Linked DNA regions of Mus musculus: region 2 is linked to region 1. A link is a loop called in an ENCODE intact Hi-C map of the cell type or tissue named here. Cell type or tissue: left cerebral cortex. All regions are shown on one strand. Each heading gives the region's core, and the rest is flanking DNA. Links, peaks and the distances in the headings are about the cores only. Region 1 overlaps Abat (4-aminobutyrate aminotransferase). Region 2 holds the start of Tekt5 (tektin 5).

Region 1 (6,833 bases), core at 2,555-5,054:
TTCCCTGACTGTAGTGACAAGAAAGCTGAATTGGGTATATGTTTTTGACCCACTCTTGTTTGCCATTTTCCCAGTTTGGACAAGCTAACCTGCCTTGCTTCAAGCTTTTAAAACCTTATGGGACCTAGAACATTAGAGACTGTGTAATCTGACTTAGAGAGATTAGTCACAAGAAAGAGTTATAGTGATTCTTCTCCTTCCCTCATTGTGACCAGTTATTCTAATTCAATCTTGGACTGGCCTAGTAATAATTCCAGTATTAGAGATTCCTAGGGAAGATAGCTAAAATCTTAATAACCTAGCAAAGTTAATTTGGAGCACAGCCTCCACTCCCAGAGAAGCTGCAGCCTTTCTGCAATTCTCAAGGCCACCTCCCCCACACTGGGAGCTCTAAGTCTAAGCTTGATCATTGCTAATTTGCAATTGAATGGAGTACCTGGACTTCTCCAAAGAAGCTTTTGTACTGTTGCTTTTCACTGTCTCAACTTTGTTTTTCATGCAGGTCAGTCAACACCCCTCAGCCTGACTGCAGCAGGTGTGCACCCTCGCCTCCAACAGCGCAGGTGGCAGTTATTAATCTTCATTGAAGAAGCATTTTTAGTACATATTATGGCTTTGGTCTGAATTGGGAATAAGGTGTGCTAATGAGGGCCTGACAGTCAATGACGGGCACTCAGATCTGGGAACCATACCAATCTAAGACAGAGGTACATGCCAAAAGGCCATGGTTGTTGATAACACACCACAGAGCCATGTTTTGTGTGAAATATAACACAAACAAGCTGCACGTAGCCTCCAAGATGGAATTGGATAGTTCGGGAAGATCTAAGATTTCCTAAGACAGGCGGGGCCACCAGCCACCATAACTCCCAGGCAGGACTATAGATCATAAATAAATTTTATGTCTCAGTCCAGTTTCTTTTAATATTAATAACAGGGAGGAAATTGTAACCTCCCCGCAGCCTGAAGCAGGCTGAGCCAGACCTTGACCTTGCTGCCACTCAGGAGATTACCTAGGGTGGAGCCTTCCTCCCTAGATCACTCTATTGTTCAGCCACTGCTGCTGTTCCCCTCCAAGTTACTGCTACCTGCTGGGAGGCCACTGAGCTATTCCAGAGACTATACCCTATCCTGCATCATCACCTGCAGCTGGTTCCAAGCTCCAAGGATGAATTGGCAGGAATGGGCCTTTCCCCCCCACCCCTTTATAAGCGCATTTGCCATTAAACATTTGAGCCTTGATCAGGAACCTTGTCTTGGCTCCATTTTTCTCTCAACCATCTAGTTTCCCCTCTCTTTTCAGCCCCCCTTGCCTCCCAGGTTTCATGTGAGCCACAGGTCAGCTTCCAACACATAACTAGGTAACAAACACTGTTACTGACACACAAAACCAACTCAGGGCACTGGGACAGAACACAGGACAGAGAATTGAACCCAGCTCTACTACTGAGCCTGCCCAACTGCCCGAGTTTTCAAAATTGCAGGAGAAAAGACAGCTCTTCCACACACAGAGCTATGAGGAGTGAACATCCCCTCACACAAGAATGAAACCAGATTGCTCCCTCTCAACCCGGATGAAAATGCATCCCATACAGACCAACCTTTTTCCTGCTAAACGCCTGCAACTCTGAAGCTGGGCAAGGAATGCACAGAGAAACTTCAAGATGCAGGCCCAGAAAAGGACTTTCCAAAAGCTCTCCCAGAGCACAAGAAACAAAACCAAGAACCGACAGATGAGAGAGCAGGAAACCAAGCTTCTTCTCAGCAAAGGAGAGATCAGCTGAGTGAAGGAAGCGCCCAGGTGGAAGCCAACTGCTGCTGACACCTCTGACAGACAAGAAATAGCTGAAATCAAACAGCAACATGCAAGGATGGGAGGTAGGGGACTGGTACAGCTTGCTGTCGGGAATATTCGATTGGTCAGTTGTTGTGGGAGTCAGTTCCTCAAAGAACTAGGCATAGAACTACCATGAGACTCAGGACACTGTGACTCCTGGGTGTCTACCTGAGAGGGAGTCTAAGTAGTCATAGAAACACTTAGACATCCAAGCTGACTGCAGCACCATTCACAATAGCCAAGTATCAGCCTGTCAAGAGAGAAATGAATAAAGGAAGTTTGGCTCACATGCACAATGGAGTTTTCATTCAGCTCCAAATGATGTCATTTGCAGTAAAATTGAAAGGAACCAGAGATCATCATACTAAATAAGACAGACTCAGAAAGATGACATTTATTTTCTCTTATTTGTGAATTCTACATAGATACATAAATAAATATAAAAACATGTATAGGTAAGTGCATATACATGTGAGTTCAGTGCAATCTCCATCCGGATATGGCAAGGCACATATCTTCATGTCTTCATAAAGCCTATCACTATTTACACTTATTATGTACTAATAAAAGGGTTATATAAAAATGTGGCCAGCAAGTGGCTCAGTGAGTCAAGGCATTTACCACCAAGCCTGATGATCTGAGCTTCACCCCCAGGACCTGTTAGAGAATATTTGAACCAGTTTCTAGTTGTGGTGTGGCTCAGCCCTTAGCACACACCTTTAATCCCTCTGGCTGGAATACAGAAATGTCCTTACTGCAAACCTTTAATCCCAAAGAATGAAAGTAAAGGTAGTTGGTAGAAGGAAGCACCTATGTTTGAAAGTGATGTCTAAGTGAGTGGCAGACAAAGTGATGGATCAGAGGAAGATTGGACAGAATAGGATATGCCCAACTCTCACGAGAAGAGAGGAAAGGGAAGCTACTTAGGGAGAGACAGACAAACAGGAGAAGAGAGTACAGCACAGGATACAGTAGAGTCTATGGAGAGCAGTGCAGTAGAGTTGAGAGGGAGAGTAGAGCAGCCCAGAGAAGGAGAAGGAGGCAGCTTTACTGGGAAAGTTTTACAGAGATTGAAGAGAGAGCAAGCTTGACACAGGCAAAGACAGCGAGCAAGAGAATGAGAAGGAGCCAGATTAGAAAAGATTGCTGGAGTTAGTTTGAGGCCAGACTGAGCAACTCAGAGGCCGAGAGAAGAGCAAGATTGAATAAGTCAGCTGGGAGAGGAGTTTGGGCCAGATCAGCTGAGTTAAACCAGCCAGCCAGAGATCAGAAAGAACAAGAAAGGGTGAGCTTATTCAGCAGTAAGTCTCAGAGGCCGAACTCATTCGAGGCTTAGATTAGATTGTACAAAGGCTAGAAGCTTCCAGAACTAGGTCAGCAAGACAATCATACATAGCTCAGAGACAATTAATCAGGTGAAATAAAGTTACTTTTACAAGGACTCACATGGCAGAAGGAGAGAGCCACCTTCTGAAAGTTGTCCTGTGACCTTCACAAGTGTGCCCACATACATATGGGCACACAAAATAAATAAAAAATGTAACTTTAAAAGTAATGCAGGTGTTTTAAAGATGAAAGGCGGGCTGGTGAGATGGCTTAGTGGGTAAGAGCACCCAACTGCTCTTCCAAAGATCCGGAGTTCAAATCCCAGCAACCACATGGTGGCTCACAACCATCTGTAACAAGATCTGACTCCCTCTTCTGGAGTGTCTGAAGACAGCTACAGTGTACTTACATATAATAAATAAATAAATAAATAAATAAATCTTTAAAAAAAAAGATGAAAGGCATGCTGATATATAGTACAAAACAACTTTGCTGAATTGGTTAATTGTTTCTAATATTTTTGGTAATCATTAGTGTTTTCTTTTTTCTTTTTTCTTTTTTTTTCGAGTCAGGGTTTCTCTGTATAGCCCTGGCTGTCCTGGAGCTCACTTTGTAGACCAGGCTGGCCTCGAACTCAGAAATCCATCTGCCTCTGCCTCCAGAGTATTGGGATTAAAGGCATGCACCACCACGCCCGGCTTCATTAGTGTTTTCTATACCATGCCTCCTCAAGCAATGCCCATATGACTTAGTACTTGTAAATCTGAGCAGTCTTATTTTTTTCTCACTCCCTGAGATGCAAGGATAGCTTGTTCGTATGATCTTTTGACCTTTTTAGTGTAGGTTCTGATTCCTTCCCAGATCCTGCTAACTGCTTCTTTTTGTTGGGTCCTAGAATCTTTAGAAGTCTGTTGAGGTAAAGTGCTTGTACTGGCTGGTTTTGTATCAACTTGACACAGGCTGGGGTTATCACAGAGAAAGGAGCTTCAGTTGGGGAAATGCCTCCATGAGATCCAGCTGTGGAGCACTTTTCTCAGTGACAAGTGGGGAAGGCCCCTTTTAGGTGGTACCAGCCCTGGGCTGGTAGTCTTGGGTTCTATAAGAAAACAGGCTGAGCAAGCCAGGGAAAACAAGCGAGTAAGGAACATCCCTCCATTGCTTCTCTGCATCAGCTCCTGCTTCCTGACCTGCTTGACTCCAGTCCTGGCATCCTTTGGTGATCAACAGCAATGTGGAAGTGTAAGCTGAATAAACCCTTTCCTCCCCAACTTGATTCTTGGTCCTGATGTTTGTGCAGGAATAGAAACCCTGACTAAGACAGTGCTGAAAGTGGCCACCTTTGTCTTGTTCCAGATTTTCTAGAGAAAGCGTTGGTTCTCCCCCATTCTGCGTGTTGGCTTCGGCTACACACAACCTGCACTACCTTATGTTCCTTGTAATACCTAATTTACTCGGATTTCAAAATTAAGGAATGTTGAATTTCAATAGTTTCCCTGTGTCTCCTGGGACAAACATACAGGATTGTCTTCCTCGTTCTGCTTAGAATAGCATGTTGTGTATGTTGGACCGCTCTAGCATCCCTGTATGCCTTCTATACTTGATCAGGTGAACACTCTTGTCATCTACTATGGGACTCAGTTTGGCAGTGTTTTGTTGAAGATTTTTGGCAGAGTGGCCCATGGCTTCTTTAATTTCTGTTGTGTCCTTGGCTAATTTGGTATAATTCAAGAATGAAGCCCTTTGGTCCTAGGCTTTTCTCTGAAAGGAGACATTTCATTATGGATTTAATCTCATTACACATTGTTGGGATGTTTGAGTTTTCTCTTTCTGTTTTTTTCCTTCCTTCCTTCTTTTTTTTTTTTTTAAAGATTTATTTATTATATGTAAGTACATTGTAGCTGTCTTCAGACACACCAGAAGAGGGCATCCATCGGATTCCATTACAGATGGTTGTGAGCCACCATGTGATTGCTGAGATTTGAACTTAGGACCTATGGAAGAGCAGTCAGTGCTCTTAACCACTGAGCCATCTCTCCAGCCTGTGGTGTTTTTTTTTCTTTTGTTTTTTTAAAAATTTATTTATTATCATATCTAAGTACACTGTAGCTGTCTTCAGATGCACCAAAAGAGATGTCAGATCTCATTATGGATGATTGTGAGCCACTATGTGGTTGCTGGGATTTGAACTCAGGACCTTCGGAAAAGCAGTCTGTGCTCTTAACCACTGAGCCATCTCTCCAGCCCCTCTTTCTGTTTGTTTGTTTGTTTGTTTGTTTTTGTCTTTTGTTTTCCCTTCAAGACAGGGTTTCTCTGTGTAGTCCTGGCTGTCCTGAAACTTGCTCTGTAGACCAGGCTGACCTTGAACTCATAGATCTGCCTACCTCTGCCTCATGAGTGCTGGGATTAAAGGCAGGCGCCACCACTGCAAGTTTTCTATTTCTTTATGAATCATTTCCTGGAAAGTGTATATGCCCAAGTTGGTCCTTTACTACTGGTTTGTTATATTAGTTGCTTTTCTTATTGCTGCAACCAAATGCCCCTCCCCACAAAAATTAAGGGAGGAAGAACACTGGATCCCTGGATTTTAGAATTACAGAAGGGTGTGGGTGCTAGAAACCAAACCCAGGTCCTCTGCAAGAGCAGCAGGTGCTCTTAACCACTGCACCACCTCTCCAGCTCTAACCACCGCACCACCTCTCCAGCTCTAACCTAACTGCACGCACCCCCCCCCCCCCCAAGCTCTGCCAATGAGTTTTCATCTTCCGATGTTTTCTTCATACTGATTTTCACTTCTTTAAATGTGAAAAACACTCTAGCATTTCTTGTATGTCAGGATTGATGGCCATGTCAGCTTTTGTCTAAGAAAAAACTAACTTAATACCTCCTTCTATCCCTTATTCTAAAGGATAGCTCTGCAGAGCATTGTGATCTCGGTTGGCAGGGTTTCTTTTGGTTTGGTTTGTTTTTACTCAACATTGTGAATATCTCTGTCTTTTCTCCCCCTGCCTGAGAAGTCTCCTATTGGCTTTAACGGAACCCCCTCCTTTTGTTTCCTTTATCTTGGAGTAGGTGTCCTGTCTAGTTTTCTTTGCTAACTTCTGAGAGGCCTCAGTCTAGGGCCGCCCAGCTAGGAGTGGTTGGGCGTGACTGCAGAAGACTGTTGTGATTGGTCATTGTTGCAGGAGGGCTCCGCCCACTGTGGGCCACACCAGGGTCTCCTGGGCGGTAGAGAGAGCTAAGGAGGCAAAAGCCAGTGTGTGAGCCAGCTAACCTCGTTCCTCCACGGTGTCCGCTTCAGTTCCAATTTGAGTTCTTGCCCTGACTTCCTCAGAGACAACCTGTAGCATGGAAGCATGAACCTAGTAAACCCTTCCTTCATCATAGTGTTTTCCACCGCACCACGAACAAAACTAGAATGAGTGTGTCCTATCCACAATCTCACTAAATTCCGGAAAGTTTTTTTGTTATTATCCTTTATATGGAGGTCTTTTGGGCATTCTCAGTCCCTTTTGAGCCCAACAACTTGAGTATATGTACTTTGAATGTGGTACCAAAGCTCTCAAAGCCTTTTAGATTCATATGCATTCCTCCTCCCCTTCCAAACTGTGTATTTTTAAATAGTCCACCATGGAGCCCACTCGTTTTCCTGTTTTGATTTATTCTGCTGTTA
Region 2 (6,054 bases), core at 3,555-6,054, 1.8 Mb before region 1:
GCTGCTGGTTCAGCTGGACAGGTCTGGTTAAGGCTTGCTCATCGTAGGGCTGGAAAGATGACTCAATAGCCAAGAGCTCTGATTGTTCCTACAGAGAATCCAGGTTCAATTCCCAGCACCTATGTGGCAGCTCACAACCATCTGTGACCCCAGTTTCAAGGGGTCACACACCCCAACACCCTCTTCTGGCTTCCAAGGGTACCAGAAATGCATGTGATACACAGATAGACAGACAGACACATAAAATAAAAACATATAGATCTTAAAAAAAAAAAAGAAGAAAGAAGAGAAAGATGAGAAGGATTCAGGGTGCAACAATGTTGTTAGGAAAAAAAAAAGCAATGTGAAGGAAGGAAAGCGTGCTGCTGGTTAGGCTGTCCAGCAGGAAAAGGCCCTTGCTCTCAAGCTAGAGAACGAGAATTCAAACACAGCACCAGAGTGGGAGAAGAGAACCCACTCCAGCAGGTTGGTCTTTGACCTCCATGTGTGCACTGTGACACCTGCAGACCCTGTCAGCATCCACAAACACATGCATATGGGTCAATCCTAGAATCAGCCAGCAGGTGGCGCTGCACCCCGGTCTATCATCAAAGTAATCAGGCAATGGAATCAAAAGGAGCTTAGTGGGTAGAGAATTTCCTATTCCTTCCTTTTGGATTTTGAAAACAACAACAAACTGTGTTCTCGGTGTGTGAATGTTTCCACCCTCTAGCACACAGCAGACAGCCGTGGCAACCTCGCCTATGTCCTTGTCAGCTGTGGGTGGCTGCCAACCTTCCCTTTCTGCTTTGACTTCATATTACCTACTAGGTGCTTCTAGGAAAGGTTCACCAAGACTGAGCTTCAACCATTGCTCCGTCATTCCCCACTCTGCCCAGGTCCTTGGAAATACCTCCACATCAATATTAACTAACCGTTGCAGCCCAGGGCGACAGACAGTTCCACCCTCTGGATGGGTCATCAGCCACACCTCTGGGATCTGCCCCAGCTGCTCTGCCAGGGCCACCATGTGTCTCTGCTGTCTCTGTGCCCCTAATGTCCTCTGAGGCCTGCTGTCGCTCAATGCCCAAGTAAGTGTACAGAGTCTTTGCAGGGCATCTGTTTCGAGATACCTCTCATGAGTGACATCACACTGAGGAGATACCGTGGTGTAAGTCTGCAGACCAGAGCCTACTGCTTTTCTTACCCCACCCCATGGAAAGGACATATTGGAATATGTAACACAGCAGTCCACCCCATGTGGCTAATAAATGCCATTTCTCTACATTCTGGCTGCTCATCTGCACTCCTTATAGGGAACTGAGAAGAAAATCACCATTAAGCCTCAAACGTTGAATGTCCCTGAAAGCCTATGATGAAGGCTTGGTCCCAAGGGTGACACTGCTAAAGATGGTAGAGCCTAAGGAAAGGTATTTAGTGATGGGGGAGGGGCTGTAGTTGAAGAAGAAGGTTACAGCTCCTGCCTCCTCTTTCCTCTCTTTGATTCTCTGCTCATGGTATAGTACTATTCCTCTACCGCATTCTGGCCATGATGTGTGGCCTTCTCAGGGCACAGTTTGTCAGGAACCCAAAGCAGGGGCTACTTAATTACAGACTGTAAGTGACAGAATTATGAGCCAAAATGAACCTTTTGCTGATCCATTAACAGCCTCAGGTATTTTGGAAACGAACTGATACACCTGTGAACCAGAGCCACAGAAAGCCAGGTTTCTCTTTCCCATTCCCAGAGAGGGTAAGGACCGACACAGCAGTACTCTTCCCAGTCAGCACTGTGTTGTTGTTACTCTCAGTGATTAAGGGTGGAGGGAGTTTCTCAGTGCAACAAAATTGTCATAGAATAGGATGAAACACATCCCAGAGAGGTAAGGCTCTCATTCTAGATGTTTGATATTGTACACGGTGCTGGAGGTTTAATTATAAAGAAAAACAAGTGTGGTGTCAGCTTCCTGGAGCTCAAAGTCTTCCCTCTATATTTTAAAATTCAAGCACAATGAAGTATAATTTATGAACAATTTACTTAAAAATTTAAAATTACACACACATTGTGATTGTTTGTATATGCTTGGCCCAGGGAGTGGCACTATTAGAAGGTGTGGCCCTGTTGGAGTAGGTGTGTCACTGTGGGTGTGGGCTTTAAAGACCCTCATCCTAGCTGCCTAGAAGCGAGTACTCTGCTAGCAGCCTTCAGATGAAGATGGAGAACTCTCAGCTCTGCCTGAACCTTGCCTGCCTGGATGCTGCCATGTTTCCACCTTGATGATAATGGACTGAACCTCTGAACCTGTAAGAGAGCCCCAATTAAATGTTTTCCTTATAAGAGTTGTCTTGGTCATGGTGTCTGTTCACAGCAGTAAAACCCTAACTAAAGCATATATGCATATATATATATATAATTTGTGTGTGTGTGTGTGTGTGTGTTGTGTGTGTGTAGGGGGTGCATACATGTGCCACAAAACTTGTGCAGACATCAGAGAACAGCTGGCAGAAGTTATTTCCCTCTTTCTGTCACATGGGTCCTGGGAACTGAACTTGGGTCATCGAGTTTAGTGGCAAGTGTCTATCCATTGAGCCATCTCATTGGCCCTGATTCATTCAGTTTTACTAAAGTGTTCTATGGGGGTTGACAAATATGAATAGCTGGTCAATCTCCTCTACAATCAAAGATACAGAGTATCATAGTTTGGGTTTCCATTGCGGTGAAGAGACACCACGACCAAGGCAACTCCTGGGACAACATTTAATGGGGGCTGGCTTAGAGCTTCAGAGGTCCAGTTCATTGTCGTCATGGTAGGAAACATGTCAGTGTGCAGGCCGACCTCGTGCTGGAAAAGGAGAATCTTGATCTGAAGGCGACCAGGAGAGACTGTCTCCTCCTCACGGGGCAGAGCTTGATCTGAAGGCAACCAGGAGAGACTGTCTCCTTCTCTGGGCAGAGCTTGAGCACTAGGAGCCCTCAAAACCCACTCCCACACTGACACACTTCCTCCACCAAGGCCACACCTATCCTAACAAAGACACATCTGCTAATAGTGTCACTCCCTGTGGGCCACACCTGAGTCTCTGGGGACCAAGCCTACTCAAGCCAGCACACAGAGCACTTCAGTTACCCATTCCATTTCCAGCTTCTCCCCTCCTCCCATTTGTTGTTCCAGGAAGACTGATGAGGAGGCCAGTTTTGCATTCTCAAAACTGCAGGTTGTAAAACTTTCTTGTCTTTGTGGCCCCATTTTACCTGCCTAGAGTGTTGTGGTTCTCCATTGCAACCACTCCACATTTAGGCTTCGTGATCTAACTGCTCATGCTCGATCCAGTCCGACCACACTCTTCCTGCTGGCGTGAACACTACTGCTGAGCACAACTCTGTGCAATGTATGGGCCATTTTAAAATATTTGATGTTTTGACTCAGTCACATGTAGCCTATGATATCCCCAAACTCATGAGCCTTGGGATATAGTTGATAGAATGCTTGCCTAGCATTGCGGAAGCCCTGGGCTTCAAACTTCAGCACAAACAGTGCAGCCAGCGGCAGAGGCCTGTAATCTCATCATTTAGGAGAGTCGAGAAGGAGAATCAGAAGTTCAAGGCTCTTCTCAGCCACATATCAAGTCTGAGGTCAGCTTGGGTACCTGGAGCCGTGTCTCAAAGCAAAACAAAACAAAAACACAGATAGCTGAGGATGGTCTTCTAGTCCCCACCTTCCTGACTCCATCCTGACTCCTGCAGGCATGATCGAACCTTCTGGATATTATCTTGGGAATAAAGAAACAAAGACAGCTAATGTTGGCCCAGCTGATCCCACAGGGTGAGAGGTGTGGACCATATTAGATTTGCTTCGATACCCAGACTGATCAAGCTCTGGAAAGGCAGATTTTGTTGTTCCAGAATGACAGACATCTGCCGTTTCTTTCGACCCCAAACCAGTGGGATTGAAAAATTCCACTCAAAAAAAAAAAAAAAAAAAAGCCACTGGGAGTGGTGGTGCAAGCCTTCAATCCCAGTACTCAGAAGGTGGAGCCAGAGGATTTCTGAGAATTTGAGGCCAGCCTGATCTACAAAGCAAGCTCCATCCAGGACTATGCAGAGAAACCCTGTCTCCAAAAGAAGCCTTCTTTTCTTTTGATTTTGTGTATTTGTGTTTATCTGTGTGCATGGGCTCCTGTGGAGGAATTAGATCTCCTTGAGCCAGAATTACAGGCGGTTGTGATGTGGTTGCTAGGAACTTAGCTCCTTCGGTTGGGCACTATATGCTCCTAGCCACCAAAACCATCTCTTCAGGCCCTAAACACACTTCTCTTTGTTGACTGCATTTTATTTAGATCATAGGGGCTTCAACCACCTGGAGAACCAGGACCTGGCACAAAGACCCTAACCCATGCTTTATGACACCAGCACTAAGTCACAGAGGCCCCGCGGCTCCTAGCTCTTGGGATGCCCTGGCCCCTTGGGTAAAGTTTTCCCCGGTGGGGCTGATGGGGAAAGATGGAATTTCTTGGAACCACTCAGACAGCGAGTTTCTGTGGCCCCAAGAAAGGCTGTGGCTTGCAGGCGCTGCCCCCTGCTGGGCAGGAACCTGTGGTACAGGAGTGCTACCAACCCTTTCACCTGCCCGGATACCGCTACCTGAACGCGTGGAGACCCAGCGTCTTCCACAAGATCGCCACCTCCCAGACAATCCCCGAGGAATGCTCAGGCATCCGGCGGCCGCCCACCATCCTGCCCTCGCTCCGCTCCGCGCTCTTCTGTCGCTACACCCCAAGGGACTGGGACCGCTCCAATGATCTGCAGATCAGGAATGCAGAGGCCTCGCGGCTCTGGGCCAGCCGGCTGACAGGCGACTCGCTGCGGATCATGCAGGATAAGGACCAGCTGATACACCAGATGCAGGAGGGAACCTCCCGGAACTTGGGCCAGAGGCTATCCGACCTCGGTTTCTGGAAGTCCGAGTTGTGCTATGAGCTGGACAGGCTTCTGACGGAGAACAGCAGCATGGACACCCTCAAGAGGCGCTTGGAGTGCGCTGCTGAGGAGGTGAACTGTCCCTTGCAGGTGAGTGGGGGAAGGGAGACACCACTGCACCTGCTGTTACTGAGTCAAGGTGGCAGGCATCTTGCAGATGGGTTGAATTGCGTTGTCGTTCACGGTCAGATTTTTAAGGTGAAAAAGAGTGGAGAAATAGCTCAGGGCTAAGAGCAGTTGTTCTTGCAGAGGACCTGGGTTCGGGTTCCTAGCACCCACATGGCAGCAGCTGACACTAATTTCACTCTAATTTCACGGGTTCGGAAACAATCTTCTAGCCTCCTAGGGCACTGCATGCTTGTATATATATATATATATATATATATATATATATATATATATATATATATGCTTATATAGACATGGAAGCAAGCAAAATACTCATACACACATAACAAAAATAAATAAATTAAATAATAATTACAATCTCAGTCAACTCAGAATAGCCTCAATCAGATGCGAGTTTTCAGATTGGATCAATTTCCTCCTTAGGTGTGCTGGTCAGGGTTCTCTAAAACAAATACAGACCACAGGGGGATTTACTGGATTGGTCTACACAATTCATACTGAGTAGTGACACATGGCCGTCTGAAGGGGCTGAGAACCCTGTAGCTGCTCAGTGCAATTGTCTGGGTGCCTCAGCGTCCCAGTGTGGTGGTGGAGGCCCAGGGGGGCGGGTCCTAAAGAGTTGCAGGCCTTCAGTCCATGTTGGCAGGCTGATTTCTGAAGGGGAGGAGCAGCTGCAATAGGGTAGGTGGTCTCACTGGAAAGGAATGAAGGCAGGCAGGCAAAAGCTGCACTGGTTTTCTCAAAAACCCTTTTCATGTGTAGCTGCTGCCCACTGTGGGTGTGGGGGAAGGTTCCCCTTCTTAGGGAGTTTTCCCATACACCTTCCCAGAGCCTCTCAGTTGACCTCAGAGCCAATCAAGTTGACAGCTAATAACAGTCATCACATAAGGGTTCCATCAAGATACTGTGTACCTGCTTATGCAAGTGTGTACACACATGCTGTGGTCATTAGGACATTGGAGATAACA

What was found. Hi-C counts contacts between places; a loop is a spot of excess contacts. Peaks named below come from ENCODE experiments on the same cell type or tissue, not always from the same donor. Only the 100,000 strongest peaks of a DNase experiment are listed, where the experiment ranks them.
Region 2: a loop joins it to region 1, with 16 times the contacts of the local background. A loop is called at or near these places in 1 of 42 quality-filtered maps.

The regions. Positions count from the first base shown.
Region 1 is chr16:8,549,237-8,556,069 of GRCm38, reverse strand. All of the region lies in intron 1 of Abat (4-aminobutyrate aminotransferase), which reads right to left. Among named protein-coding and RNA genes, the nearest start is that of Abat, 39 kb to the right of the region's middle. In left cerebral cortex, for the core only: no CTCF peak of the experiment used is centred there; no DNase peak of the experiment used is centred there.
Region 2 is chr16:10,393,846-10,399,899 of GRCm38, reverse strand. Tekt5 (tektin 5) reads left to right here and starts at 4,445. Exons shown (of 7, transcript NM_001291001.2): 1 at 4,445-5,047. The coding sequence starts at 4,481. In left cerebral cortex, for the core only: a CTCF peak has its summit at 4,570 (motif pointing left); a DNase peak (open chromatin) is centred at 4,647; H3K4me3 peaks cover 629 bases.